2 separate regions of the Homo sapiens genome follow, and region 2 is linked to region 1. The links are chromatin loops, found by intact Hi-C in ENCODE. Cell type or tissue: K562. All regions are shown on one strand. Links, peaks and the distances in the headings refer to the core of each region. The heading gives the core; the rest is flanking DNA.

What was found. Peaks named below come from ENCODE experiments on the same cell type or tissue, not always from the same donor. Only the 100,000 strongest peaks of a DNase experiment are listed, where the experiment ranks them.
Region 2: a loop joins it to region 1, with 10 times the contacts of the local background. A loop is called at or near these places in 2 of 110 quality-filtered maps.

The regions. Positions count from the first base shown.
Region 1 is chr20:49,602,373-49,618,226 of GRCh38, forward strand. LOC105372651 (a long non-coding RNA gene) reads left to right here. Exons shown (of 4, transcript XR_001754713.2): 3 at 82-149; 4 at 890-1,266. Among named protein-coding and RNA genes, the nearest start is that of PTGIS, 42 kb to the left of the region's middle. RefSeq lists an enhancer at 8,584-9,084 and a silencer at 8,810-8,929. In K562, for the core only: CTCF peaks have their summits at 6,744 (motif pointing left), 8,400 and 8,917 (motif pointing right); DNase peaks (open chromatin) are centred at 6,469, 6,719, 8,419 and 8,899; H3K4me3 peaks cover 913 bases; H3K27me3 peaks cover 1,303 bases.
Region 2 is chr20:50,170,691-50,186,544 of GRCh38, forward strand. It overlaps LINC01273 (long intergenic non-protein coding RNA 1273), which reads left to right and starts at 1,880. Exons shown (of 3, transcript NR_109943.1): 1 at 1,880-2,098; 2 at 2,233-2,327; 3 at 5,591-5,981. CEBPB-AS1 (CEBPB antisense RNA 1) reads right to left here. Exons shown (of 7, transcript NR_125739.1): 7 at 13,913-15,730. RefSeq lists enhancers at 1,578-2,079, 8,480-8,979. In K562, for the core only: CTCF peaks have their summits at 7,889 (motif pointing right) and 8,699 (motif pointing left); a DNase peak (open chromatin) is centred at 8,721.

The DNA.
Region 1 (15,854 bases), core at 4,999-12,998:
ATTGTATACATATGCAGAATATTCATCTAAAGAAAAATCGTAATCAAAATTAAAAAGTAAAAGCACATTGTGCACACACAGGAAACTATTGCTGCATCCCAAGAGTCCCGCATGCAGTAGCTCATCAACTGGTCACAAGGACGTTAGAGGTGGGTGCTCTCATTACCTCATTTCTCCACAAGGCCCAGACACATTCCCAAGCCTGCACAGCTGGGAAGCAGCGAAGCTGCTTTGACCCCAAGTAATGAATTCTCCAGATGGAATAAACAAGGGCCCTGCTGATGGCCCTTAATGCTCTTTGCAATCCTCCTCTATTACAAAACCACCGTGCTGAGCAACCCCACAGGTGCGTGTGTTTGTAAGCATGCACTAGTAGGTTTGGGGAAAGAGATTCCTACAGGCGAAATTGCTGTATCAAAAGATGATGTATGGTTCTATTATTGCTAGGGGCTGCCAAAAGGGAAAGAGACTGCCCATTTCCCCACATCCATGCCAGAACTGCATGTTCTTGTTTTTGCCACTCTGGGGAGAGGCGCCCTTCCTCATGGCCCTAGGAAGGTAGTGAAGTTATGTCCCAGCCCCAGGTAGGCAGCCTCCTTCCTGCAAGGGGTCATCCAGGGAGCACCCTGTGCCAGCCCACCTCTGGGCATCCTGTTGTCATGGAAATATTTCAAGGCCTGCTTTCATCCTGAATAGCAACTTCAGTGGAAAGAGAAGGCCTCTGTTATGGGCTAAATTGTGGTCCCTCAAAATTCATATGTTGAAGTCCCAACCCCCAAGACCTGAAAATATGACTGCATTTAGAGATGGGGTCTTTAAAGAGGTGGTTACGTTTAAATGGTTGTTAGGGTGGGCCCTAATCCAGTCTGCCCGGTGTCCTTATAAGAAGAACAGACCTCAGGAGCGCACATGCACAGAGGGATGACCGTGTGCAGAGGCAGCAAGAGGGTCGCCATCTGCAGGCCAAAGAGAGAGGCCTTGACGGAAATCAACCCTGACAGCCGGCATCTCGAGCTTGGACTTCCAGCCTCCAGCACTGTGAGATAATAACTGTGTTGCTTAAGCCACCCGGTCTGTGGTCTTTTGCTATGGCAGTTCTAGCGAACAAATATAGTCTCTTTCCCTGCACACCTAGAAGAGTTCCTGGGAAGATGCCCATATGCCTGGCTTGGTTCACTTCCCGTCTGTTACCAATTGCTGTGGCCACCAGATGCTGAACTCTAATCGGTCAGGCCTTGGCCAAGTGCTCATCCCTGGAGCTAGGGATGGGCTCAGCCTGCCAACCTGGGTTCACTTTTCCTTGTTTGATTAAAAATTTTAATTTAAAGCAAGTGACGGCTGGATGCAATGGCTCACTTCTATAATTCCAACCTTTTGGGAGGCCAAGGTGGAAGGATCACTTCAGCCCCAGAGTTCGAGACCAGCCTGGGCAACACAGCGAAACCTCAACTCTACAAAAAATATTTAAAACTTAGCCAGGTGTGGTGGCACCCACCTGTGGTCCCAGCCACTTGGGAAGCTGAGGTGGGAAGATCACTCGAGCCTGGGGGATCAAAGCTGCAGTGAGCTGTGATTGCACCACTGCACTACAGCCTGGGTAACAGAGCGAGACCCTGTCTAAAAAAAAAAAAGAAGAAAGTGAGGTCGAACCTGTGGCTAACAAGGGGATAATTTACATGTCTGAGCTCAAGTTCAGATGTACAAGTTGGATTCTCTTTTCTTTTTTGGGGGGTGGGGACAGAGTCTCACTCTGTCGCCCAGGCTGGAGTGCAGTGGCGTGATCTCGGCTTACTGCAACCTCCGCCTCCCGGGTTCAAGCGATTCTCCTGCCTCAGCCTCCCGAGTAGCTGGGATTATAGGCACCCGCCACCATGCCCAGCTAATTTTTGTATTTTTGGTAGAGATGGGGTTTCACCATGTTGGCCAGGCTGGTCTTGAACTCCTGACCTCAAGTGGTCCACCCGCCTCGGCCTCCCAAAGTGCTGGTATTACAGACGTGAGCCACTGCACCTGGCCATCAAAATTAGAAGTCTTTTTAAAAGTCCCTTTGATCCCACCCATGGTAGGCAAACCCTACCTCAGGCATCGGGTCAGGCTGCAATTTCCAACTCATATCTGCTTTTAGCCCCTGGAGATTTCACTTAAATCCTGTGAGCTCAGCCATCTATCCCCAAGATGCAGTTCCTCCAAGATACCTGGCAGGCACCCTGGCAGGAGGGTGTCACGGTTCTCTAACCTGGCTGACTACTGAGCCTCTGGGCTCCATGAGGACAGGATGTCTCTCTCACTCGCTGCTAGCCCAGTCCCTGGCACAGCCCTGGGGCTTGGCAAATATTTGTTGAATGAATAAACAGGCTGTGGCTTATAAGCTGGTTCAGATTCCAGCTCCCCACTCACTCCGCATGGAAGAATCACTTCAATCCTCCAAGCCCCCCGTTCTTCATCTGCATGGGGGATATTTTGTTGTTATTGTTGTTTTTTAAACTTGGGATTTTTTTTTTTTTGAAAAATAGAACAGATACAGATACAAAAACCACACAGCATAAGCATGTGACTTAATGATTTATTATAAGGCAACTGAACACCCTCGTGACCACCTCTAGGTCAAGAAATGTAACTTTGCCTGCCACCCCTGGAAACCCCTGCAGAACCCTGTCCTCTCAAAGCCCTGCCCCTCCCAAAAGTCACTGCTACCCTAAGTGTTATGGATATCACTTGTGTTTCTTTCTTGTTTTACCAACCATGTGAGCAGCCCCAGACACTATACTTAATCTTGCCCACTTTTTAAAAACTTGATGTCTCTTTTAGTTTCTATTCCTCCTCCATCCCTTTCTTTTCCTTACAATTTACCTGCGCAGTACCTGGGCCATTTAACCTGCAGAGATCCCTGGGTCTGGGTTAGGCTGATGACAGCACCGTGTCATGGTTCAACACGTTCTGTCCTTGGGATTTTCTGTAAAACGGCAGCTGGATCCTGAGGCTACACCAGGGATGTTTCCAAGCTTCTGCCCTCACGGGTCGTGGTGAGAATTGAAGGGGGATGGGTGAGTGTTTGATATCAGCGAGCAGCCCCCAGAAGCAGCCGCCAAGGCTGTTCGGAGATGCTCACGAGGCCTGAACATGGACAGCCCGAGGGACATCCCATCTCAACAGTCCATCCTGGCTTCTCTCCCCACCCAGACCCACCCACCCCACTTTGGGAAAGTTCTAGGGCCATGGCTGGCTCATCCCAGCGAGAGCTGGCAGCAGAATGGCCTGTAATTTTAGCTGTTTCTCTTCCCTAAAATTATTTCCCATCTGGAAATGGTTTCCCAACCCTGCCCAGGAAAGAGTTGGTGGTGCAAGGAACATTTTTCTATTAAAAAAAAAAAATAGGGGCCGGGCACTGAGGCAGGAGAATCGCTTGAACCCGGCAGGCGGAGGTTGTGGCGAGCCAAGATCGTGCCACTGCACTCCAGCCTGGGCAACAGAGCAAAACTCCGTCTCAAATAAATATATAAAACCAGCCACCAAACACTGAATCTTTGCAGCCCAGGCTCTGGAGGCCTGGCTGAGTGCCAGCTGTATACCCTGCCTTGAGGGAACTCTGTCAGCGAGGAGCAGAGGGTGAGAGGGCATAGTCAGGGCTCTGCTGCCAGGATACCCCCACCCACCCAGTACATTCGGACAAGGACTTTGTTGCAGGGCCTGGGACAGCCCCAGGCGAGCTGAGAAGGATCCGACCTGGGGTTGAGTGGCCTGCCCAGCTGCTGCCACACTCGAGGTCTGTGGGTTATTCTAGGTCCCACAGGGCATGAAATCACAGAGCAGAAGTTCTTCCTATGGGGATTCTCTTGCAGCTGCTCTGAGCATTTCAAGAAAAAAAAAAAATCCCTGCCGCTAACATCTCCCCATCACCTCGCTAATTCTCTTCTTTCTTTCCTTTTTTTTTTTTTTTTTTTGAGACGGAGTCTCGCTCTGTGGCCAGGCTGGAGTGCAATGGTGCCATCTCAGCTCACTGTAACCTCTGACTCCCTGGTTCAAGCGATTCTCCTGCCTCAGCCTCCTGAGTAGCTGGGATTACAGGTGCCCGCCACCACACCCAGCTAATTTTTGTATTTTTAGTAGAGACGGGGTTTCACCATGTTGGCCAGGATGGTCTTGATCTCCTGACCTCGTGATCCGCCCACCTCGGCCTCCCAAAGTGCTGGGATTACAGGCTTGAGCCGCCGAACTCTCTTCTTTCTAACAAAGTTCTCACAGGCCCCTGACTCCTGACTGTGCAAGCAAGAGCATCTGGCAAGAATATCATGATATTTTTTAGCACTTCTTGTACTTATTTTCATAATTTTTTTTTTGAGACAGAGTCTCACTCTGTCACCCTGGCTTGAGTGCAGTGGCACCATCTCAGCTCAACCTGCAACCTCCGCCTCCTGGGTTCAAGTGATTCTCCTGCCTCAGCCTCCTTAGTAGCTGAGATTACAGGTGTGCACCACCATGCCTGGCTAATTTTTGTATTTTTAGTAGGGACAAGGTTTCACCATATTGGCCAGGCAGTCTTGAACTTCTGACCTCAGGTGATCTGCCTGCCTTGACCTCCCAAAGCGCTGAGATTACAGGCGTGAGCCGCCATGTCCAGCCTTATTTTCTTATTTCCTTTTTTTTTTTTTTAGACGGAAGCTCACTCTGTTGCCCAGGCTGGAGTGCAGTGGCATGATCTCGGCTCACCACAACCTCCGCCTTCTGGGTTCAAGCGATTCTTCTGCCTCAGCCTCCCAAGTAGCTGGGACTACAGGCATGCGCCACCATAGCTGGCTAATTTTTATATTTTTAGTAGAGTTGGGGTTTCACTATGTTGGCCAGGCTGGTCTCGAACTACTGACCTTGTTATCTGCCCACCTCAGCCTCCCAAAGTGCTGGGATTACAGGTGTGAGCCATCGTGCCTGGCACCCAGCCTTATTTTCATAACTGTTTTCATGATAAATGATATAGGTTTTCCATGTTTGCTAATGATATAAAGTTTCCTCTGCAGAAACAGGTTTAAAGAAAAATGTGGGCAGAAAGTCCGTTTAAAATATATATTAAGGAAAATAAAACACAGATAGCACAAAATCCAAAGCTACCTGGAGTTTTGGTGCCTGGAGCCATGGTGAAGAGGGCATACTCCAGATCTGAGGGCCCAGGCTTGCATTCTGGCTGTGACTCTGTGGGCCCTGTGATTTTAGGCAAGTCACTTGCCTTCTCTGAGTCATGGTGCTTTACCTGTAAAAGAAAGGAAAATAATAACACCTCCTTCCTATGATGATCTCTGAGAATTCAATAAAACAATGCTGAGAAGACACTCAGCCCAGTACCAGGCACATGGGTTGCATTTAATTCTGTCAGAACACAAGGTGGGTGCTATTTTTATTCCTGTTGGGAAGCTGAGGCCCAGAGAGGTCATCTAGCCCATCCAAGGTTGCACAGCTTGTAGGTGGTGGAGGTGGAACTAGAACCCACAAAGTTCTAATGTGAGACTGGGATTTGTGCTCTTAAACCACTGTGCTGCTATTGGCAGATCCATCTATCCACCCATCCATCTGTCCGTCCATCCATCCATCCATCCATCCATCCACCCACCCATCCATCCATCCACCCACCCACCCATACATTCATTCATTTGGTCAGAATTCATGGAATTGTTCTGAGTTCATGGTGTTTTCTCAAAAAGCAGCAAAGTGCAGAAGTTCCCAGAGTAGGTTCAAATCCCAACCTGCCATGTACAGGACACCTGGGCAAGTTGTCCCACCTCTCCGAGCCTCAGCTTGCCCATCTGGAAGAGGGGAACATTGATAGCCCTTTGAAATTCCCGCAGGAGGTAGAAGACTGTTTTCTGGGACTTCACAGTGTCCTACGTGCCCTGCATCTGACCCCATGGTCTGCGTTCACCTCTAAGTCTCAGTGAATCAAGCTCCGCCATATGTCTGCCTCATCCTGCCTCCCTCCTCCCTTTCACTCCAATTTAGCCAGACTCAGCCATTGGGGTTCCCTGAACAGCCCCTGGGCCTTTGTACACTTTGTTCCTCCAGCCCGAAATGTCCTCTTGCTTCCATCTGGTAACCATGATTCCTCCCTGAAAAATCAGGTGGGCTTCCCCCTCTGCCCCAGGAGCATCCCCTGAGGCTGAGCCAAGCTCTGCCTTTCTGGGCTCCCCCAGCTCCCCGCTTCTCTGACATGGAAAGGTCATGGATGTAATAACTTAGACAAACTCTTGTGCTCTGCCACTGTCCACCTTCTTGGTCACAAATGTCTGCTTCCCTTCTTTCATGCAGGTACATGCACCCCTCTGCAAACGAGTCCACACACATGTTTTTACACAATCATGGCATGTGATCCGAAGGCATGAGATCTGCCTTCGTACATGCAACATGCAATGGTGGAACGGCATTACCTCTGGCTAGTGACCTCTCCTGGACTCAGCTATCACCTCTGCAGAAAGGGGGCAGTAACAGGACCTGCCGCACATCTGCTGTCATGAAGACCACATGAGCTAATATATGTGGGAAGCCCTTAGCACAGCGCCTGGGAGAGCATAAGCGCTCGATGCAAGGCAGAAGAAAGGCGTGTCCTGGTGTGACAGGGCCCTTCCGACCAGGGCTGGTACTAAGGTGAGAAAAGCGAGGTGCCTACCGTGCAAAATGTAAGGCAGCGTTCACTCTCAGAGCAGTGCACCTGCCGCTGGGTCCTCGGAGCCACAGAGCAGTCCCGCTCGCCCCCTGCTGGTCACTCTGCAGAATGACGTCCCTTCCCTCTGCTCTCAGGGGTCCCTGAGCCTCGGTTTCTTCACCTGTAAGGTGGGGTAGGAGAATCTGCCTCTCAGTTTGCAGGGCAAACAGGAGGCACTCCTCCAACATCAGTGTCCTCCTCTCAATGCCAGCACTTAATGAGCACCTACTATGTGCAAAGAAAGATGACTGAGACATGATCCCTACCCTTCAGGGGTTTAGCGAGTGGAGAGGGGAGGAGGTAGGCTGGGAACAGTGACTAAAGTAAGACACTTGTCCCTATGCAGCACCTACTGCTTACCCCAGAGCAGTCAGAACCACTGCCCTGGCATCTGTCCATCTGCATATGTTTACTAAGCACCTACTGTGTGCCTGAGCCCAGGCTCAGCTGTGGATTTACATGGATTAAGGGGTTTAATGCTGTCAGAACACAAGGTGGGTGTTCTTTTTATTCCTGTTGGGAAGCTGAGGGCCAGAGAGGTCATCTAGCCCATCCAAGCTTGCACAGCTTGTAGGTGGTGGAGGTGGAACCAGAACCCCCAAAGTTCTAATGTGAGGCTGGGATTTGTGCTCTTAAACCGCTATGCTGCTATTGGCAGATCCATCCATCCACCCATCCATCCACCTACCCATCCATCTATCCAACCATCCATCCATCTATCCATCCATCCCCATCCGTCCATCCACCCACCCATCCATTCATTCAACAAATATTCGTTGAGCACCTACTGAGTGCCAGACACAGTGCTGAGTGCTGGAGAGATGCCAGTGACCAGAAAGACACAGCCCATCCCTGCCCCCAGCAGCTGTTCACAAAGAGAGGATGGGCAATAAGCAAGACAAATAAGTAAAATATATGGCACTTGGTGATTCTTGCTGTATATAAAAATAGAGTAAAAGCTGTGCACGGTGGCTCACACCTGTAATCCCAGCACTTTGGGAGGCTGAGGCGGGAGGATCACCTGATCCCAGGAGTTTGGAACCAGCCTGGGCAACATAGCATAGTACAGACCCTGTCTCTACTAAAAACACAAAAAATTAGCTGGGCATGGTGGCTCATGCCTGTAGTCCCACCTACTTGGGAGACTGAGGTGGGAGGATTGCCTGAGCCTAGTCGAGATCGAGGCTGCAGTGAGCCGTGATTGTGTCACTGAACTCCAGTCCAGGTGACACAGCGAGACCCTTTCTCAAAAAGGCTGGGCGCGGTGGCTCACGCCTGTAATCCCAGCACTTTGGGAGGCCGAGGCTGGTGAATCACTTGAGGTCAGGAGTTTGAGACCAGCCTGGCCAGCATGGTGAAACCCTGCCTTTACTAAAAATACAAAAATTAGCTGGGCGTGGTGGCGTGCCTCTCAGGTACTCGGGAGGTTGAGGCACGAGAATCGCTTGAACCTGGGAGGTGGAGGTTGCAGTGAGCCGAGATCGCACCACTGCACTCCAGCCTGGGTGACAGAGCGAGACCCTGTCTTAAAAAAAAAAAAAAAAAAAAAAAAAAGGCAGCACAGAAGACTGAGAGGGTGGGGCTGGAGTGTGTTTCAATTTTAAATTAGGCCTTGAGGGCCATTGAGGGACCTTGGCTCTCATTGTGAGTGAGCTGGGAGTCATGGAGGGTTCTGAGCAGGGGAGGAGCCTGGCCTGACTTAGGCCCTTGCAGAATCACTCCACCAGGAGGCCAGAGTGTTAGGACCCAGGGTGGAGGCTGCGAGCTCGGGGAGGAGGTGACCGCACACAGGATGGCGGCTGGGCTTGGCGGGGCAGTGGAGTGGGGAGACAGAGTCTGGATGTATCCTGAAGGTGGAACAGACAGGATTAGCTGGTGGATGGGACATGTCGGTGGCAGACAGAGAGGAGTCGGGGATGAATGACTCCCTGAGCCTCTGGGGAGGGTGGAGCTGGCTGCCCTTAAGGCTAAGAAGGCTGTGGGCAGAGCAGGTTTCTGCGGGAGATGAGGAGTGGGTTGCGGATGCATTCACCCTGAGTTGCCTGGCAGTGTGGACGTGGAGTTTGGGTTTACCCTCGTGTTGACAGGTACACGCTCGCGGTGCGGTTATCACGCTGCTGCTGGTGTCACCACGCGGGCGCTGCAGGGACGGACCTTTCCCATCGCCAGGCTCTTCGGGGACTGCTGCAATGCCCCGTGCAGCCGCCAGGGAGCGCCCGAGCCGCACCCAGGACGCGCGGGGACCGGGTCATCCCGCGGGCTACCTGTGCGGGGCAGGACGCTTAGCCGCACCCTTGGCCTCCGACTACTCGGAGTCTGTTGCATTCCTCCTTCCCCCCGCGCGCCGTGTGACAGCCAAAACTGTCCCCAGACATTGCCAGGCGCCCCCTGGAGGGGAAAGTCGCCCCCACGGCAGTCAGAGCCATGGCCTGCGCAGCCACATTCATTTACTGAGCGCCTACTGTGTGCCTGCGTCTGGGCTCCGCAGGGGCTCACGGGGGTTTCTCCTTTTCATCCAGGTTTCTGTTCAGATGTCACCACCTCAGAAAGACCCTGTCCTAGACACGCTCCATTCAATGACCCGAAAGGATCTTGTTGAAATGTTAACTTATTACATTTTTGGGTTTTTGTTGTTGTTGTTTTTGGTTTTGCTTTGAGACAAGGTCTTGCTCTGTCACCCAAGCTGGAGTGCAGTGGCACAATCTAGGCTCACTGCAGCCTCAACCTCCTGGGTTCAAGTGATCCTTCCACCTCAGCCTCCAAGTAGCTGGGACCACAGGTGTGCACCACCACACCCGGCTATTTTTTTTTTTTTTTTTTTTTTTAGTAGAGACAGGGTCTCACTATGTTGCCCAGGCTAGTCTCAAACTTCTGGGTTCAAGTGATCCTCCTGCCTCTGCCTCCCAAAGTGCTGGGATTATGCCACTCTGCCTAGCCTTCTTTATTGTCTGTCTCCCCTACCCAGCAGACAAACCCCTGCCCTCTTAGAGTGCAACTTCCAGTGAGCCAGATGGTCACCTCTTTGAAGTGGTGGCATTTGAGTTGTGCCTTGAAGGATAGAAGCTGCCGATCATGGCAGAATTTGAAGAAAGGTCTTTCCTGGCAGAGGGAAAAGTCAGGGCGAAGGCCTAGGGGCTGCTCAAGTCCCTGCCTTAAGGCATTTAGAGCGTCCTGCCCAGTGGGTGATGGGTCCCCAGGCCACACACAGCTGCTGGCCGAGCGCCCCAAGTCATCAGGAAGCCATGTGGTGTGGACAAGGGCCAGGCAGCCTGGACACACAAAGGCCCATTGACAGCTGCATGGGAAAAGTCCAGGGCACCCAAGCCGGAAGCCCAAGGCTGGTCCCTCTTGTCAACTCCCAAGGAGCTTTGGGTGGGGACAATAGAAAAGCCAGACCTTCTCAGGAGACTCAAGTTTCCCTGGGGTGGGGCAAAAATGCAGGTGGCCTGGTCACTGGGACATGCAGGGCAGCTGTGTGAGGCTTTTGCAGTCCCCCAGCCCTGGTTCTAAGTCTAGCCCTGCCCCCTGCTAGCAGAGTGACCTTGGTCATGTCATGCTCCCTCTCAGACCCTAAGTTCCCTCATCTCTAACACAGGGTGAAAGCTGGGTGCAGTGGCTCACACCTGTAATCCCAGCATTTTGGGAGGCCAAAGTGGGTAGATCGCTTGAGTCCAGGAGTTTGAGACCAGCTGAGCAACATGGTGAAACCTCGTCTCTACAAAAAATACAAAAATTAGCTGGGCATGGTGGCACACGCCTGTAGTCCCAGCTACTCGGGAGGCTGAGGTGGGACAATCACTTGAGCTAGCAAGGTTGAGGCTGCAGTGAGCGAAGATCACGCAACTGCACTCCAGCCTGGGCAACAGAGCAACACTCAGTCTAAATAAATAAATAAATAAATACAATGGGGTGAAAAATAGAAGCAACCTTCCAGCAATGGTGTGAGACTGCCTGGGTAGAGTAGTGGGAACCAGGCCTGATTCAGCAGGTGTTTAAGAGCAGGTGGTCAGTTCCAGCAGTCAGCTATAGTGGCTGGCTGGAGTGGCCATCTGTGGCGGTCAGTAGTGGTGGTCGGTCATAGTAGTCAACTTTCATGGTCGGCTATCACGACACTAAGCATGAGGACCGTCAGGTGAGCATGGCTGGGGTGTTTGGTCAGACAGACCTGGGTTCCACAGGTCTCCTGCTTTCCAGTGTGGGGCAGATATGATCTCCTTTTTCCAAGCCTCTGTTCCTCCATCTGTAAGATGGGGATAATGAGAGCCCTACACAGGGCAATGACTGTGAAGCGCCCAGCACTGGGATTATAGAATGTTCCAGGGCTTTGGAGGGCAGCCTCAGAAGAGCAGGCCAAGGAAAGCGCAGGCCTCCCGACTGAAGGAGGTCTGCAGAGCCAGCAGGTAAAGAGTGGCTATAAACGAACAGGAGCTGGGCCTCCCTCCGCGGGCAGTGGGGACGCATGAGGGCATGTTCCCAGCCTGATAGCAGGAAGCATTTCTGGAAAAGCCCAGCTGAATAGTGAAGATAGCAGAGCAGGAATGTGAAGAACGCAGACCTGGGATCAGCTTGCTGGGCTCAAGTCCCCTGTACTAGCTGTGTGTCCTTGGGCAAGTTACTTGACCTCTCTGTGCCTTGGTTTCCTCATCTGTGAAACAGGGATAAGATCAACCTAACTAGGCTATGGGGTTGATGTGAGGTCCTGATGAGAGAATATTTCTACAAAGAATGACAGATAGGCTGAGGGCCTTAAACGATGACGCAGGCCAGGCATGGTGGTGTGTGCCTATAGTCCCAGCTACTAAGGAGGCTGAGGTAGGAGGATCGCTTGAGCCTGTGAGGTTGAGGCTACAGTGAGCCGAGATTGCACCACTGCACTCCAGCCTGGGTGACAGAGCCAGACCCTGTCTCAAAATAAATAAATGATGTTGGACTGAGAAAGCATCAACACTCACCCAGGCTCTGGGGGGAAGGTGGATGTGAGCAAGGCCAGGAAGAGCCAGGAGGAATAGGAGGCAACCCCTGTATGTTTGTGTGAGCGCAGCCAGGTGCCAGGGTCGGGGGCGGCAGGAGCAGAAACCCTGAGAATGTAAAACAATTCAGCAGCGGCCGGGCACGGTGGCTCACGCCTGTAATCCCAGCACTTTGGGAGGCCGAGACGGGCAGATCACGAGATCAGAAGATCGAGACCATCCTGGCTAACACGGTGAAACCCCGTGTCTACTAAAAATACAATAAAAATTAGCCAGGCGTGGTGGCGGGCGCCTGTAGTCCCAGCTACTCGGGAGGCTGAGGCAGGAGAATGGTGTGAACCTGGGAGGCAGAGCTTGCAGTGAGCCGAGATTGCGCCACTGTACTCCAGCCTGGGTGACTGAGCGAGATTCCATCTCAAAACAAACAAACAAACAAACAAACAAACAAACAAAAAATTCGGCAGCAGTGGCAATGGCCTCAGGGACTCTGAGAGCTACTAACACAGCCACCTGGACCCACATAGGAAAAGCAAGCATTCTGAGATCGGAAGTATGAACTTTGGCCTGGGACAATAGGGAGCCACTGAAGGTTTGGTAGTCAAGGGTCAGCCCCTCTTACCCTGAGAGTTGATATAACTAGGATACTCCACAGCTTCATCCCCAGCACCTACCTCGGGGCCTGCAACATAGTAGGTGCTCAGGGAAATGATTTTAAATGAAGAAATGCATTAATGGGTGAATGAGAAACTGGCTACTAAAAGCTGGCCTTATTTTGCCCTTCACCCACATAGCACTGGGTACCTCCAGGGACTTAGATACAGAGGGACCAGCAAAGGTAAATGTCCGGAGTGGGAACAAGCTCAGGGAGACAGAGGAGCAGTGAGGAGGCCAGAGAGGCTGGAGTAGAGAAAACAAAGGGAGAACGGGGAGGGGAGGCCCCGCGGAGGTGAGCCGGCTGGACCTCTCAAGGCCTTGCGAGTAGGGAATAGCGCTTTCTTCCAAGTGCAGTGGGAGCCTCCAGAGGGTTTGGTGGTTGTGTGTGTGTGTGTGTGTGTGGGGGGGGGGGGGTTTGTTTGATTGGTTTGTTGTTGTTGTTGTTATTGTTGTTGTTGTCGTCATTGTTTTTCAGACGAGGTGTTGCTCTGTCACCCAGGCTGGAGAGCAGTGGTGCAATCTCAGCTCACTGCAGCCTCGACCTCACAGGCTCAAGCGATCCTCCTACCTCAGCCTCCAGAGTAGCTGGGACTACAGGCACGCACCACCATGCCTGGCTATTTTTTTTATTTTTTGTGGAGACAGGGTCTCGCCATGTTGCCAGGGCTGGTCTCAAACTCCTGGACTCAAGCGATCCTCCCGCCTTGGCCTCCCAAAGTGCTTGGATTACAGGCATGAGACACCATGCCCAGACAGTTGCATTTTAAATCCTCCTATCAAAGAGCATAGGCATTATTATCCCCATTTCACGGATGAGGAAACTGATGCTCAGAGATTGAATGATTTACCTAAGGTCACACAGCTACGTAGAGACAGTGCCAGGATTCAGCCTCAGCCCATTGGGCTGTGGGATCTGCAGGGCTGGAGGGGATAGAACAATGCCAGCTGGAGCCAGCACTGCTCCCCATCTGCTAAGCTCTGCCCTACGACCTCTAGGTGACACTGGGTGTTGGCAGGCATGAAGGACCTACACCGTGGGACTGTGGGGAACACGACCAGGCCCTGATCAGTAGGTCTGCTGAGTCACCAGGCCTGGCCCAGAGCTAACCTCCGGCAGCCAGGAGCCGCCCCAGGGTCCGTCCTTGGTGCCCTGCCCAGCAGCTGCCAAGCACAGCCACTGCCACATGAGCTGGATGTCCTGCAGAAGCCAGAGTGACAAACTACCCCCAAATCTGCCCTCCTCCCTGTGCTGTGTGGCCTCTGGCAAGTCCCCTGCCCTCCCTGGCCTGCGGTGCACCTGCTGTCTCGTGCAAGCCCCAGGCCGCAGTGCCCCTCCCTTTGTGCTGGGTAGAATCCTGGCCAATTGCTGATACCGAGTTTAGACCGGAGGGCAGAAAGGCGGGACAGGTAAGTGCAGACAGTGGGGAAGGCTGTGGGCCCCACAGGACTAGACTCTTGTGGGTGTGGCGGAGGACAAGGCTGCCCATCAGAGCCCCAGGGGCCCAGGCTCCACCCAGGTAACAGGACACAAGAAGAGAGAGCCTCCTAAGCAGAACTCGGTTTCTATAAGCAAGACAGATAGATAGGGCAAGCCAGCTAGCATTTATTGAGCACTTAATATGTGCTAGGCATTCTACAGCTATTCTCTTACTTAATCTTCTCAATAGCGGGTGATGATCATGATGCATGGTGATTCCTGTTTTGCAGATGAGGAAACTAAGACCTAAAGAGGTAAAGTCCTTGCTCAAGGTCCCCAAGCCAGGAAGTGGCAGAGCCAGGGTGAAATCCAAGTCCTTGTCATTCCAGAGCCTCTGCCTGGACCTGGAAGCCCCTCAGACTCTAAAGCTCTAATCCCCCCCCAACCCCCCCAGCAAAGTGCAGCATTCAGGACTGAGCCTCAAGGGACCAGCCAGGTCTGATTGTGAACCTCAGAGCAAGGCAGGATTGTCAGTGCAGTAACGTGAGACTGGTGGGGCCTGATGGCCTCCTTGGGGACAGCCTGGGACAATCGCAAACAGAAGCTGGCTCTGTGCTGGAGCTTGCCCTGTCCTGGGGACCTCTCCCACCCAGGACGAGCTCACCTCAACATGTAAGTCACCTGGGACCCGAGGAGCCCATTCTAGGGATGTAAAACCTGAGGCCCAGAATGTCCCTCTAACGTGCCCAAGGTCACACAGAGAGTGAGCACACAATTGGTACTACTGGAACCCAGTTGCCTGTCTTGTGCAGCCTCAGTTTCTTTTCCTCCCGGGATCTCCTGTGTTAAAAAAAAAAACATACAACGTGGCCGGGCGCAGTGGCTCATGCCTGTAACCCCAGCACTTAGGGAGGCCGAGGTGGGCAGATCACCTGAGGTCAGGAGTTCAAGACCAGCCTGGCCAACACAGCGAAACCCTGTCTCTACTAAAAATACAAAAATTACCTGGGTGTGGTGGTGCCTGCCTATAGTCCCAGCTACTTGGGAGGCTGAGGCAGGAGAATCACTTGAACCTGGGAGGCAGAGGTTGCAGTGAGCCCAGATTTCGTCATTGCGCTCCAGCCTGGGCAAGAGAGTGAGACTCCATCTCAAACAAAACAAAACAAAAACAAGAACAAAAAAACGCACAGTGTACTCTCTTGACCCTCATCATCTTCCAACAAGCACCCTGGTCCTCCGTCCCACCTAAGGCTGAACTTCTGGTGGAAGCTGTGCATACTCCCCCACCCACTTTCACACCCCGCCACCCTCCTCACCCTGCACCCTCCTCACCTCACCCCCTCTCCTCACCCCACCCTCTCCACACCCCACCCTCTCCACACCATCACCCTCTCCACACCATCACCCTCTCCACACCCCACCCTCTCCACACCATCACCCTCTCCACACCATCACCCTCTCCACACCCCGCCCTCTCCACACCATCACCCTCTCCACACCCCACCCTCTCCACACCATCACCCTCTCCACACCCCACCCTCTCCACACCATCACCCTCTCCACACCCCACCCTCTCCACACCCCACCCTCTCCACACCATCACCCTCTCCACACCCCACCCTCTCCACACCATCACCCTCTCCACACCCCACCCTCTCCACACCACCACCCTCTCTACACGGCCACCCTCTCCTCACCGCCACCCTCTCCTCGGTGCCCTTGAGCAGGCCTTCATCCCCTGTGTCACCAAATGGCTCTTGGTGTTGTGATCCTTGCTGCCAAGTCCCAGTGTGGGATCCCGTGCTCAGAGCCACTTCTCAGCAACGTTTGACACTATTGACCTCCCTCTCCTTCTCGAAACATCCTTCTTGAAACAGCCTCTATTCCTGACACTAGATGCTCCATGGGCCCTGCCTCTCCTCCTCCTCCCTGGCAGCTCCAACTCAGTGGCTTTAAACAAACATGTGTTCTGATACATCTCAGACTCCCAACAGCATCCTTGATCTCTCTCCAGGGCTCTGGACTTGAATGTCGAGTTACCTACTTGAAATATCCTAAAAACACAGCCTGGTTCCCCACAAAGACTTATTTCATTCCTCCTTCCTTATCTCCGCACTCTCCAGTCTTT
Region 2 (15,854 bases), core at 4,556-12,555, 570 kb after region 1:
CACTACAAACGAAAATAAAGCAGGAGGCGTGCTGGTGTGGGTGGAGGCATTGTTACAAGTGGGGTGTGTGAGGAGGGCATCTCTGAGGAGGCTTGAGCAGAGCCAGAGGAGCCGTGTCGTGTGTGTGTATGGAATGCATGAGAAATGCTAGTGGAAGAGCCTCACACATAGGAAAGGGCCAATAAATGGTGGGTCATCATCTTATTACACACAGCAGAGGGAACGAAAGGAAGAGGGATTGGAATCCGTTTCCCAGGGTCTGCGGCAGTCACAGAGAGTGACAGAAGATTCCCTGGGCTGGCAGGTGGAGCAGCAGCCCTGCTCATGGTGTGGGGGGTGGGGAGCCCTGGACCTGAGGAGACCCAGCTCTGGGTGGCCTTGGGTGAGCCACTCTCTGGGCCTCAGTTTCCTCATTTGGAAAACAGGGCCGATAATGCCCACCTTGTGAAACTGGGGGGTGTCACAGGCTGAATGATGACCTCCTCCAAATAATTATGTTGAGATTCTAACCCCCAGTACCTCAGAATGTTACTGTATTTGGAAATAAGGCCTTTAAAGGGGTAATTAAGTGGCCAGGCACAGCGGCTCACGCCTGTAATCCCAGCACTTTGGGAGGTGGAGGTGGGCAGATTACTTGAGGTCAGGAATTCGAGACCAGCCTGGCCAACATGGTGAAACCCTATCTCTAGGAAAAATACAAAAATTAGCTGGGCATGGTGGTGAACATCTGTAATCCTAGCTACCCGGCAGGCTGAGGCAGGAGAATTGCTGGAAGCCGGGAGGCGGGAGTTGCAGTGAGCCGAGATCCCGCCACTGCACTCCAGCCTGGGTCACAGAGTGAAGCTCCCTCTTGAAAAAAAAAAAAAGGTAATTAAGTAAAAATGAGGTCATTAGGGTGGACCCTAATCCAATATAATCGTTGTCTTCATAGGAAGAGGAAATGTGGACACAGACACAAACAGAGGGAGGGCCATGTGAGCCCAGAGCAAGAAGGCGGCCATCTACAAGCCCCGGAGCGAGGCTGCGGGAGAAGCCAGCCCCGCTCACACCTTGACAACAATCTCTGTTGATTAAACCACACAGTCTGCAGTCCTCTATTACGGTGAGCCCTGCCAGCTGAGATGGGGTTGACGTGGGAATACAGCTGGGCACACAGGAGGCCCTCAGTGGAGGCTGGTTTCTTTGGCCCAGTGCCACATGGAGCCCGTCCACTGGCTGAGCTGGGGGCCTGATTGTGGCCACTCAACGTCTCTGTAAAGCTCAGGGTCTGCCTTGAGATCCTGCACTTACCACGGAGTGGCCCTGCCTTGGGGACCCATCTCACCTCACTTCTGCCCTCCTTTCTGGTTCATGACTCAGCCATCCACTAACCTCCCGTGGTAGCACTGTGGCCACTCTGTAAACGACAGCACCACTGGTGTCTCATTGGGGGCCAGTCTGGAAGAGGGAGACCACCCTAGGCATTTCAGACAGAAGGGATGGAATACAGGCATTGCTTACACAGAGGACGGACGAGCCGAGATGCAGAAAGGCCAGGTGAAGCATTGGCCACAGCTGGAGGCGCTCCACCCTAGGCCAGCGGGACAGAAGGAAGCTGGGTCCGAGAAGCCAGGGCTTGGAGCCACAGTGGGGGCTGCCTGGTAGGAGTTGACCAGGGAGGGAGGGTCTGTCGGGCGGGGGCGGGGGCTCTTTGCCTTCCGATCCAAGCTCCGCCCTCTGCAGCTCTGCTCTGTGTATCCCAGAGCTGACCCTGCGGCGCCTTTCCCAGGCTCGCGTCCGGTGAGTTCCTATTGGCCAACGGGAGGCCCCGGTCGGGGAGCGCCCCGGGACAGGCCCCTGTGCCTCCCGCTTTGCGGAGTGACGCAGGCCCTGGGCTACAGCAACCTTACCAGCCCCTCCAGCTTAGAGGTGGCAGTGGCTCTCTGCGGCTGCGATTTCTTTCTCGGAGCGTCCTCCCCATCCCGTTCGGCCTCTGCCTCCACCGTCGTCTCTGTAACCCGTTCCCTGTGGGAGAGTCTCTGTTGCGGTGTTCAGGGGTTTCGGTTTTCTGGCTGAACAGTGATTAACGCGAGGGAAGGCGCTGACGGCAAGGTGGCAGGTGACCAGCCCAGCAGGCCGCCCAGCCCTTCCCTTCCTACAGACAGAAGCACTGAGGCCTGCAGAGGGGACAGGCAGGTGGGCGTGGGGGATCGGGGGCAGCCCTGGAGTCAGACAGGCCTTGTTTTGTCCCAGGAAGAACATTCCAACACAGACCACAACACCTATGGACCTGGAAAACATTGTGCTCAGTGAAAGAAGCCAGACACAGAAGGACAATGTTGTATGAGGTACCTGGGATGGGCAGATTCTGAGAGATGGAAAATAGAATAGAGATTACCTGGAGAGAGGGGGGAATTGTTGAATGAGGACAGAGTTTGTGTTGGGGATGATGGAAAAGTTTTGGATACAGAGAGTTATGACGAGTATACAGCATTGTGAATTTTTTTTCTTTTCTTTGTTTTTTGTGACAAGGTCTTATTCTGTTGCCCAGGCTGGACTGCAGTGGTGCAATCCTAGCTCACTGCAGCTTCGACCTCCCGTGCTCAAGTGATTTTCCCACCTCAGCCTCCCGAGTAGCTGGGACTACAGGTGCGTGCCACCACGCCTGGCTGATTTTTCTTGTATTTTTTTGTAGAGATGGGGGTATCGCTATGTTGCCCAGGCTGGTCTTGAACACTTGGGCTCAAGTAATTCTCCCGCCTTGGCCTCCCAAAGTGCTGGGATTACAGGTGTGAGCCACTGTGCCTAGTGTGAATGCATTTAATGCCACTGAATTGTACACTTAATAATGGTGAAAAATATAAATATTCTGTTAAATATTTTACCACAATAAAAAAATGTGTGACAGTTGTCAGAATCAAAATGGTGTCACTAATGTTTTTTTTTTTTTTTTTTTTTTTTTTTTTGAGATGGAGTCTCGCTCTGTTGCCCAGGAGGGAGTGCAGTGGTGCGATCTCGGCTCACTGCAAGCTCCGCCTCCCAGCTTCACACCATTCTCCTGCCTCAGCCTCTTGGAGTAGCTGGGACTGCAGGCACCCGCCACCACGCCCAGCTAATTTTTTGCATTTTTAGTAGAGACGGGGTTTCATCGTGGTCTCGATCTCCTGACCTCGTAATCCGCCCTCCTCAGCCTCCCAAAGTGCTGGGATTACAAACGTGAGCCACCGCGCCTGGCCTGGTGTCACTAATGTTAAGAAAACCTTCACAAATAGAGGCAGACCATGAAGAGAGGGGTCTCATTCTTATATGCCTGATAAAGAAAGACTTTAAGAACTACAACCCTTGGCGGGGTGCAGTGGCTCATGTTTGTAATCCCAGCACTTTGGGAAGCTGAGGCAGGTGGAATACCTGGGGTCATGAGTTCGAGACCAGCCTGGCCAAAATGGTGTAACACTGTCTCTATTAAAAATACAAAAAAAATTAGCCAGGCGTGGTGGCAGGCGCCTGTAATCCCAGCTACTCAGGAGACTGAGTCAGGAGAATCGCTTGAACCTGGGAGGTGAAGGTTGCAGTGAGCAGAGATAGCACCACTGCATTCCAGCCTGGGCAACAGAGTGAGACTCTGTCTCAAAAAATTAAAAAAAAAAAAAAAAAAGAAGCCGGGTGCGGTGGCTCACGCCTGTAATCCCAGCACTTTGGGAGGCCAAGGTGGATGGATCACATGAGGTTGAGAGTTTGAGACCAGCCTGACCAACATGGAGAAACCCCGCCTCTACTAAAAATACAAAATTAGCCAGGTGTGGTGGTGCATGCCTGTAATCCCAGCTACTCGGGAGGCTGAGACAGGAGAATCGCTTGAACCCGGGAGATGGAGGTTGCGATGAGCTGATAGTGTCATTGCACTCCAGCCCAGGCAACAAGAGCAAAACTCTGTCTCAAAAAAGAAAATATTTATTTTTAGAGACAAGGTCTTGCTCTGTCACCGAGGCTGGAGTGCAGTCATAGCTCACTGGAGCCTTGAAGTCCTGGGCTCAGGCAGTCCTCCTGCCTCACCTCCCAAGTATCTGAGACTACAGGCAGGCACCACTATGTCCAGTTAATTTTTAAATTTTTTCATAGAGATGGAGTCTCACTATGTTGCACAGGCTGGTCAGTCTAGACAATTTTAAATTAAATATGTAACTCACATTAACAGGTCACATTATTTATTTATTTATTTATTTATTTATTGACACAGGGTCTCGCTCTGTTGTCCAAGCTGGAGTACAGTGGCACAATTTCGGCTCACAGCAACCTCTGCCTCCCGGGTTCAAGCGATTCCCCTGTCTCCGCCTCCCGAGTAGCTGGGATTACAGGCGCCCACCACCACGCCCGGCTAATTTTTGTATTTTTAGTAGGGACAGGGTTTCACCATGTTGGCCAGGCTGGTCTTGAACTCCTGGCCTCGTGATCCACCCGCCTTGGCCTCTCAAAGTGCTGGGATTACAGGCATGAGCCACCATGCCCAACCGCAGACATCTTTTTGTTTTGTTTTTTTTTCTTTTTTTTTTTCTTTGGAGATGGTGTCTCGCTCTGTTGCCCAGGAGGGAGTGCAGTGGCATGATACCTGCTCACTATAGCCTCGAACTCCTGGATTCAAGCGATCCTCCCACCTCAGCCTCCTGAGTAGCTGGGCCTACAAATGTGCAACACCACGCCTGGCTAATTAAAAAGGTGACAGAGAGACCCTGTCTCAAAAAGCAAACAAACAAAAAACGACACATGTGCGTGTGTGTGTGTGTGTGTGTGTGTCTGTGGAGAGAGAGAGAGAGAAAGAAGGAGAATATGATACATCAAATGTAGTAAAATGAAAACATTTGGGAAATATTTGAAGTATTTGTAACTTTTCTCTAAGTCTGAAAGTATTTCAAAATTAAAAAAAAATTTAAAAGGTGAATAGTGCCAGGTGTGTTGGTGCACGCCTGAAATCCCAGCACTTTGGGAGGCCAAGGCAGGTAGATCACCTGAGGTCAGGAGTTCGAGACCAGCCTGGCCAACATGGAGAAACTCCGTGTCTACTAAAAATACAAAAATTAGCCAGGCATGGTGGTGGGCACTTGTAGTCCCAGCTACTCGGGAGGCTGAGGCACGAGAATTGCTTGAATCTAGGAGGTGGAGGTTGCAGTGAGCTGAGATTGCACCACTGCACTCCAGCCTGGGCGACAGAGCAAGACTCTGTCTCAAAAAAAAAAAAAAAAAAAAATGGTGAATAGTACCAAGCGGTGGTGGAAGATATGGGATATAAAACCCTTGGGCACAGCTGGTGTGAGTGGAGACGGGACAGCCTTTCTGTAGAGCACCTGGTACTTAGTCAAATTAGTCCCCCCATCCCCTACAACCTACTCTCAAGCCAAAGTCCCAGAGACATCCTCACACCAGCCCTAGAGGGTGCAAGGAGGTGGCAGCTCACCTTATCTGTGGTGGGGCAGGTTGGGGGTCACTTGGGTGTCTACCCCAGGGACTGGGCGGCTGAGACTGGGGACTGCTCATAGAAAGGACCGTGGATGAGCCACAGCTACAAAACCCTTCACACAAGTGTTCATGCCACAAAGTAGCCACATGTGTTTTGCAGGGACACATTCCAGCAAAAAGACACAAAGTGACAGAATGGCTGCCTTTGAGTGGGGGTGAGAAGAGGTGGATGGCAGGTACCAGAAGAGAAGGGAATAAATATATGAAGAAATACAACCCCCTCGGGCAGTGCCTGGCACAGCATAAATGCCCAGGAAAAAGAGGCCCAGTTGCTTACGTTCCCGGCGACAGGGCCGGGACCAGCGCCGGCTTCCTGGTGAAGGAGGCCACCCTTTCCTCTTGAGGGGTCTGAGTATGCATGTCAGCACCCGGTGGGCACCCAGCACCCAGCTGACCAGGGGCCTTCACCTCTGTGGGGGTTACCGGCCTGGCCCTGAGAACTGGATGAAAGCTGGAATAATTCTTTCTGTAATAAAGCAAACGCAACCACGTTCAACCTTTCCCTTCATTTCAGAGGCTTCCCGCACCTGATGCCTCCCACAGCCTCAGGCTGAGTCCCCAGGTGCTCCAGTGGGGGTGGCAAAGCTGAGCACTGAGTTGGTTTCCATAGTTTTCATCATTAAAATGTTTAAATGACTAGGCCGAGCACAGTGGCTTCTCAGCATTTTGGGAAGCCGAGGTAGGCAGATCGCTTGAGCCCATGAGTTTGAGACCAGCCTGGGAAACATGGCAAAATCCTGTCTCTACAAAATGCAAAAAAATTAGCCAGGTGTGGTGGTGTGTGCCTGTAGTCCCAGCTACTTGGGAGGCTGAAATGTGAGGATTGCTTGAGCCTGGGGAGGCTGAGATTGCAGTGAGCCGTGATTGTGCCACTGCACTCTAGCCTGGGTGACAGAGTGGCAGACCCTGTCTCCAAAAAAAAAAAAAAAAAAATTAGCCTGGCATGGTGGTGCGTGCCTGTGGTCCCAGCTACTTGGGAGGCAGAGGAGGGAAGGGCACCTGAGTCTGGGGGTGTTGAGGCTGCAGTGAGCTGTGATGGTGCCGACGTACTTGAGCCTGGGCTACAGAGATCTTATCTAAAGAAAAGCCTAAATGAATGTGTGGTGAGGAGCAGGCTTGAGTTATTTTCATGATGAGCTCCTCAGGATAGATTCTCAAAAGTGGCATTGGTGGGGCTCTACCTCTGTTTATTCATTAATCTGTTTTATTTTTATATTTATTTATTTATTTCAGTTATTTTTTTGAGATGGAGTTTCACTCTGTCACCCAGGCTGGAGTGCAGTGGCACGATCTCGGTTCACTGCAACATCCCTCTCCCAGGTTCAAGCAATTCTCCTACCTCAGCCTCACAAGTAACTGGGATTACAGGCGTGCGCCACCACATTCAGCTAATTTTTAGTAGAGACGCAGTTTCACCATGTTGGCCAGGCTGGTCTTGAACTCCTGACCTCAAGTGATCCACCCGCCTTGGCCTCCCAAAGTGCTGGGATTACAGGTGGCAGTCACCATGGCTGGCTTGTTTTATTTTTAACATTTAATTGGGTAAGCTGCAGATACCCCTCAAGATGTCAGTGTGCATGTCAAGATGTCAGTGTGCACGTCATTAACTAGAGTCAAATATTTGTTTCTCTGTCTGTAAAGCTTACATTTGGTGAACTGCACCTTTAGGTGTACTTTTGATTATTATTATTATTTTTTTGAGATGGAGTTTTGCTCTGTCACCAAGGCTGAGTCTAGTGTTGCGATCTCTGCTCACTGCAACCTCTGCCTCCAGGGTTCAAGTGATTCTTCTGCCTCAGCCTCCTGAGCAGTTGGGATTACAGGCGCCTGCCACTGCACCAGGCTAATTTTTGTATTTTTAGTAGAGATGGGGTTTCACCATGTTGGCCAGGCTGGTCTTGAGCTCCTGACCTCAAGTGATTCACCCGCCCCAGCCTCCCAAAGTGCTGGGATTACAGGGGTGAGCCACTGCGCCCAGCCACTTTTGATTACTTTTGACAAATGCATCCACCTGCACTGCCCAAACTCCCTCCAAGATGTTAAACATGCAGTGGGTTGAATTGTGTCCCCCAAGAAGATATGTTCAAGTCCTAACCCCTGGGACCTGTGAATGTGACCTTATTTGGAAATAGGGGCTTGCAGATGAACCCAACTTAAGATGAGATCATTCTGGATTGTGGGGGCTCTAAATCCAATGACTGGTGTTTATATAAGAGAAAGGAGAGGGAGATTTGGAGGTGAACACACAGAGGGAAGAAGGCACTGGAAGAAGGCCGTTGGAAGATTAAGGCAGAGATTGGGGTGAGGCAGCTAGAGCCAAGGAACATGGTGGATGGCGGGCAAGCACCATGGAAGAGGCAAGGAGGGATTCTTCCCCAGAGCCTCCAGAGGGAGCAGGACCCTGGTTTCAGGGGAGAATAAATTTCTGTTGTTTTGGGTTTGTGGTATCTTATCATGGCGGCCTTAGGAAACTCACACGAAACACACACCATCACCCCAGCGAGCACCCTTGTCCCCTCCTCAGTTGTGCTCTCCCCCAACTGGCAACCACCGTGCTGATATTTTCCTCATGGGTGAGTTCTGCCTGTTCTAGAGCTCTAAACAGATGGGATCACACAGGAAGTTCTTGGCATCTGGCATCTTTCACTCAAACAAGATTTCAGAGATTGTTGCAGCTATCAGTGCTGGCACGCCTATAATTAAAGTCCATTTACTTGAAGAGGAAGTAAATTTTGAATTTGAGGAGGGGAGTAGGCAGTAAGCTTTCTTTTTTTTTTTTTTTTTGAGACCGAGTTTCACTCTTTTTGCCCAGGCTGGAGTGCAATGGTGCGATCTCGGCTCACCGCAACCTCTGCCTCCCGGGTTCAAGCGATTCTCCTGCCTCAGCCTCCCAAGTAGCTGGGATTATAGGCATGCACCACCACACCGGGCTAATTTTTGTATTTTTAATATTTTTGTATTTTGTATTTTTAGTAGAGACGGGGGTTTCACCATGTTGGTCAGGCTGGTCTCGAACTCCTGACCTCAGGTGATCTGCCCGCCTGGGCCTCCCAAAATGCTGGGATTACAGGCGTGAGCCACCGCGCCTGGCCTGTAAGCTTTCTCTTTAAAGCTGGGCTTGAGGCCCCCTCTCCCGGGGGTCTCTGGCCCTCAGGAACCCCAGTCTGAAGCTGTTTCCCAGTTCAGAGGTTGCAGAGATCGGAGGCGGGGCTCCCGCGCCACCTTGTGGCCATTCTAGGCAGCGCAACCCATGATGCCTGTGGCGGGGCGTGGGGGTGGGGTGGGGTGGGTTGGGGAAGGTGGGTTGGGCAAATGTGTATTTTCCTGGTTTGGGCCCTCAAGTCACTGAGCACCTACTCAGCACCTGCATGATTCCACTGTATGTGTGTGTGGACAGAGATGACCAAGATTGCGCAGACCCTAGAGGGGTTCCCAGGAGAGGGAGACTACACAACACTAACTCCAGTAGGGTGGATGGAGTGAGGCCCAGAGGCCTGAAGTCCAGCTGGAGCCTGGAGGAGGGGAGAGTAACGGACTTGGGCATTCAGGGAACGTTTCCCTGGGCATTTCGACAGCTGGGGATGGAAAGGAAGACTGTTACAGGCAGGGGAACAGCACAACCAAGGTGTGGAAGCAGGACCGGGCAACATTCTGGACCCAACCAATCATAAGGTCATACGTGTCCATGGCAAACATTTTTTTTTTTTCTTTTTAGAGACAAGGTCTTGCTCCATCACCCAGGCTGGAGTGCAGTGACACAGTCATGGCTCACTGCAGCCTTGACCTCTCGGGCCCAAGAGATCCTCCTGCCTCAATCTCCTGAATGTCTGGGACTGCAGATGCGCACCACCATACCTGGCTAATTTTGGATTTTTTTGTATAGACGGGGGGGTCTCGCTATGTTGACCGGCTTGTCTTGAACTCCTGGCCTCAAGTGATCCTCCTGCTTTGGCCTCTCAAAGTGCTGGGATTATAGGCGTGAGCCACCACGCTAGGCCCCATGGTGAATTGAGTTTTTTTTTTTTTTGAGACAGGGTCTTGTTCTGTTGCCCAGGCTGGAGTGCAGTGGCTCAATCTTGGCTCACTGCAGCCTCTGCTCCCCTTCCTGGGCTCAAGTGATTCTCCTGCCTCAGCCTCCTGAGTAGCTGGGATTACAGGGTCGTGCCACTGCGCCTGGCTAATTTTTGTATTTTTAGTAGAGATAGGGTTTCACCATGTTGGCCAGGCCGGTCTTGAACTCCTGACCTGAAATGATCCACCCGCCTCGGCCTCCCAAAGTGCTGGGATTACAGGCGTGAGCCACCGCGCCTGGCTGGCTTAAGTCTTAAGCAGCAGCTTCCACTTTTGTGTTCTGGGGGAGGCCAGCAGCTGTGTAAGAAGTCTGTGCTGGTTGCAAAAAGTGCAAGGTTTAAAAAAAAAAAAAAAAAAAAAAAAGACTGTGCTGAGGAGACCACATGGAAAGGGCAAGAGAGGCCAGGAGGAGAGGCTACTTGAAGGGACAACTTGCAGCATGTGCAGAGGCCACATGGGGAGAAAGAAACTGCCAGAGGGAGCACTGAGGAATGAACTAAGGCAGCAGACACATGGTCCAGCCAGCCATCCGCCACTCGGGCCAGCCGTGAGGTGCCACACGTGGAGCACAGAAGCCACTGTGGACGCTTGGAGCAGAGATAAGCCGTCCCCTCATGCTCTGTCCTAATTCCTCACCTACAGGATCGTGAGCAAATATACTGGTGGTTATTTTAAGCCCTTAAAAAACAGAATTACTGGCCGGGCGTGGTAGCTCACACCTGTAATCCCAACACTTTGGGCGGCCGAGGTGGGTGGATCACTTGAGGTCAGGAGTTCAAGACTAGCCTGGCCTACATGGCAAAACCCTGTCTCTACTAAAAATACAAAAATTTTTTATTTTGTATTTTTAGGGCGTGGTGGCACACACCTGTAATCCAGCTATTTGGGAGGCTAAGGCATGAGAGCTGCTTGAACCTGGGAAGTGGAATTTGCAGTGAGCTGAGATCTGAGATCATGCCACTGCACTCCAGCCTGGGCAACAAAGTGAGACTCTGTTTTGAAAAAAAAAAAAAAAAAAGGCATTACTATATAATCCAGTAACCCCACCACTGGGTATATATCCCATGGAAATGAATCTAGTGTGTTGAAGAAATATCTGCGCTTGCACATATCCTATGGAAATGAATCTAGTATGTTGAAGAAATATCTGCGCTTGCACGGTTATTGCAGCGTTATTCACTAAGTTTTGAGGTGCAGTGTTACATGGTGGCAGCCAGAACCCCCGGCCCTGGGCTACTACTGTTGCTGGTTTCTTATGACCCTTCCAGCATGAGCCTCTGCATCCTCAAATACATGAAGCTGGGTGCGGTGGCGCACGTCTGCAGTCCCAGCTACTCAGGAGGCTGAGGTGGGAGGATCGCCAGACCCAGGAATTTGTGTGCTATGATCTCCCTGTGAACAGCCACTGCAGTCCAGCCTGGGTGATACAGTGAGACCCTGTTTCTAAACAGATAAACAAACCAAAAAGAATACGTGAGTACATTTCCACTCCTCCCCTCATTTATGTGGGGTTCGCACACCACACATCCGGCCTGCTCTTGGCTTTTATTTTTTTTCCAATTAATGATAGATCTTGGAGATTGTTCTAGATGTGTACTGTTCAATATAGTAGTCGCTAGTCCAGGAGGTGATTTAAATGTATTTTAAAAGATTAAATTTTTATGTATTTTTTAAAAGTAGAGCACTCCTCCTGCCTCAGCCTCCCAAGTAGCTGGGACTACAGGCACACACCACCATGACCGGCTAATTTTTTTTTTTTTTTTTTTAAGATGGAGTCTCACTCTGTTGCCCAGGCTGGAGTGCAGTGGCATGATCTCGGCTCACTGCAACCTCTGCTGCCCGGGTTCAAGTGATTCTCTTGCCTCAGCCTCCTGAGTAGCTGGGATTATAGGCACCTGCCACTGTGCCTGGCTAATTTTTGTGGGTTTTTTTTTTTAGTAGAGATGGGGTTTCACCATCTTGGCCAGGCTGGTCTTGAACTCCTGACCTCATGATCCACCCGCCTTGGCCTCCCAAAGTGCTGGGATTACAGGTGTGAGCCACTGCACCCAGCCTTAATTTAAATTTAAATACAATTCAATAAAATTAAAAATTCAGTTCCTCAAGTACACTAGCCACATTTCAGGAATTCAATAGACACACATGGCTGATAGCTGCCGTATGATACAACCCAGATAGAGAACATGTCCATCATTCTAGAAGGTTCTCTTGGACAGTGCTGGTCTAAGTCCTCTCCCATGGAGCTACCTCATTCTTCTTAGTGTTCTTTGGTAATGACAGCCACTGACGTTACCTCACAAGCTTTTGCTATTGCAAAGCATTTGCTGTTCTCCATTTTTCTTTAAGCAAATGTGAGTGTCTTGGTGGCATAAATGCCTTGCATTTCTGGGTCCAGTGACATTTCCCATTTTGTTTTTTTCCTTTTTTTATATTTTGTTTTATTATTTTTTAAATTATACTTTAAGTTTTAGGGTACATGTGCACAATGTGCAGGTTAGTTACATATGTATACATGTGCCATGTTGGTGTGCTGCACCCAGTAACTCGTCATTTAACATTAGGTATATCTCCAAATGCTATCCCTACCCCCTTCCCCCACCCCACAACAGGCCCCGGTGTGTGATGTTCCCCTTCCTGTGTCCATGTGTTCTCATTGTTCAATTTCCACCTATGAGTGAGAATATGCCGTGTTTGGTTTTTTTTGTCCTTGCGATAGTTTGCTGAGAATGATGGTTTCCAGCTTCATCCATGTCACTACAAAGGACATGAACTCTCATTTTTTATGGCTGCGACATTTCCCATTTTGATGGGCATGGCCAGATTAGAACTGGAGGTTACGCCACTTCGCACAAAGACTGAAGCTGTAAGAGTGCCTGTTTTTCCACACCATCAACACTGCGTGTCATTCACATTTTAAAAACGTTTTAGCTAATGGCAAAGGTTTTCAAGACAAACGTGACTTTACCAGGCCCCTGCCCTGCCTGTTGCCTCTCAAGTCACAATGCCAGTGGACATCTTTCTCTGTCCACAGGTGAAGATCCATCTTTTGTTTGTTTGTTAGAAATGAGAGGCCGGGCGTGGTGGCTCATGCCTGTAATCCCAGCACTTTGGGAGGCCGAGGCGGGTGGATCAGGAGGTCAGGAGATCGAGACCACGGTGAAACTCCGTCTCTACTAAAAATACAAAAAATTAGCTGGGCGCAGTGGCGGGCGCCTGTAGTCCCAGCTACTTGGGAGGCTGAGGCAGAATGGCGTGAACCAGGAAGGCGGAGCTTGCAGTGAGCCGAGATCGCGCCACTGCACTCCAGCCTGGGCGACAGAGCGAGACTCCGTCTCAAAAAAAAAAAAAAAAAAAAAAAAAAAAAGAGATCTTACTGTATTGCCCAGGCTGGTCTTGAACTCCTGGGCTCAAGGGATCCTCCTGCCTCGGCCTCCCAAAGTGCTGGGATTACAGGTGTGAACCACTGCGCCTGGCCCACGTTGGCCTTTTTTTTCAAATTGTAAAATACGCAGAACATAAAACTTACCATATTAACCATTTTAAGTGCACAGTTTGGTGCCATTAAGGACATTCACGCTGTTGGGTAATCGTCACCACCATCCATCTCCAGAACTCTTTCCATCTTCCCAAAGATGGAACTCTATATCCATTAAACAAGAACTTCCTCCTACCTCAGCTCCTGGCAACCACTGTTCTATTTTCTGTCTTTATGAATCTGACTACTCAAGGCACTTCATGTAAGTGGTATCATGCAGTATTTGTCCTTTTGTGACTGGCTTATTTCACTTAGCACAATATCCTTAAGGTTCATCCGTGTTGTAGCCTGTGTCAGAATCTCCTTACTTTTTAAGGCTAAATAACATTCTATTGTACAGACACATCACATTTTGTCCATTCGTCCATCGATGGACACGGGTGGCTTCCACCTCTTTTTTTTTTTTTTTTTTTTTTTTTAAGTCGGCGTCTTGCTCTGTCACCTAGGCTGGAGTGCAGTGGTGCGATCTCAGCTCACTGCAACCTCTACCTCCCAGGTTCAAGCGATTCTCCTGTCTCAGCCTCCCAAGTAGCAGGGATTACAGGCACCCGCCACCACACCCAGCTAATTGCTTCCACCTTTTGGCTATTGTGAAGAAGGCTGCTATGAACGTGAGTGTACAAATATCTCTTCAAGATCTTGCTTTCAATTCGTTTGGATACACACCCAGAAATAAAATTGCTGGGTCATTTGGTAATTCTATTTTTAATTTTTTGAGGAACAGCCATACCATTTCCCACAGTAGCTACACAAGCATTCCAGTTTCTACACATCCTTCCCAACGCAGCAGCCAGCCTAATGGGCGTAAGGTGGTATCTCATTGTGTTTTATTCCTTTTATTTTTAGTTGACACATAATTGTACATGTTCATGGGTTACAAAATGATATTTCAATACATGTATACAACGTGTAATAATCAAATCTGGGTAATTAGGATATCCATTACCTCAAGCGTTTATCATTTCTTTGTGTCGGGAACATTCAAAATCCTCTCTTCTCATTGCGTTTTGTTTGTTTTTTAGATGGAGTCTCACTCAGTTGCCCAGGCTGGGGTGCAGTGGCGTGATCTTGGCTTGCTGCAACCTCCACCTCCCAGGTTCAAGTGATTCTCCTGCCTCAGCCTCCCAAGTAGCTGGGACTATACGCACGTACCATCACGCCCAGCTAATTTTTGTATTTTTAGTAGAGACGGGGTTTCACCGTGTCGGCCAGGCTGGTCTCCAACTCTTGACCTCAGGTGATCCACCAAAGTGTTGCGCCTCATTGCAGTTTTGGTTTGTATTTCCTTAATGGTTAGTGATGTTGAGTATCTTATCATGTGATTATTAGCCATTCACAGTTTTCTCTGGAGAAATGTTTATTCAAGTCCTTTGCCCATTTTTAATTGAGTTGTTTTTATTGCTGTTGAGTTGTAACAGTTCTTTATGTATTCTGGATATGAACCCCTTATCAGATATATGATTTGCAAATATTTTCTCCCATTCCATGTTTCCATGTTCCATTTTTTTTTTTTTGGAGGCAGAGTCTTGCTTTGTCACCCAGGTTGGAGTGCAGAGGCACAATTTCGGCTCACTGCAACCTCCGCCTCCCGGGTTCAAGTGATTCTCATGTCTCAGCCTCCTGAATAGCTGGGATTACAGATGCACGCCACCATGCCTGGCCATTTTTTTTTTTTTAATTTTTAGTAGAGATGGGGTTTCACCATGTTGGCCAGGCTGGTCTCAGACTCCTGACCTCAAGTAATCCACCCACCTCGGCCTCCCAAAGTGCTAGGATTGCAGGCATGAGCCGCTGTGCCTGGCCAGCCCCCACTATTTCTATGACACAAATTCCTGCTACTCTCCGTCATCACCACAACTACGTGCTCCTACCTCAGGGCCTTTGCACTTGCTGTTCCCTTTGTGTGGTCCAAGGTCCCCCAGATACCTGCTTCACCACATTCAGGTTTTTGCTTAAATGTCACCTCAGTGAGGTCTTCCCTGACTACTCTAACATAAAGTTAAAATCAACTCCCCCAGCTTGGGCAATATAATGAGACCTGATCTCTACAAAACATTAAAAAATCAGCTGGGTGTGGTGGCATGCCCCTGTGGTCCCAGCTACTTGGGAGGTTGAGGTGGGAGGATCACCTGAGCCCAAGAAGCAGAGGCTGCAGTGAGCAGAGATCGTGCCACTGCACTCCAGCAGTGAGACCCTGTCTCAAAAAACAAACAAACAAAAAACCCCAGAAAACAAAAAATCAAATCTCCCAGAACTCCTGCTCTGCTCCCCTGCTGTATTTTCCTCCATAGTGCTGACCAGAATCTAATACAATCTATACTTTAATCATTGATCTTGTTTAGTGCTTGTCTTCCCCCAGGAGAATTTCAGCTCCACGAGAACAGGAATTGCTTGTCTTGTCCATGAATGTGTCTTTAGGGCCAGAATTACAGCATGTGCCAAGGAACATTCGATAAATGTGAAGGTTGAGCACTGTTTTCTGTTCGTTGGACACTCTGGTTCCTCTCGGCGGCCTGCTGATGCCCTGTGTGCATCTATCACATCCATGGCACCGGCCTTTCCTGATCCCAGAGCAAGGGCGCCCAGCGGATCTTCACGCATGTGAATGGCTCCTGCAGTCCCAGAACCTGCCACCTGGGGGCAGTATATACTCAGGCAAGTTTCACTACCGGTCCTGAGCACCTCCCGTCTCCAAAATCCTGGATCTCAGAACCTCGGAGCCTGGCAGCCCTTGGGGATCTATCTCTGCCAGCCCCAC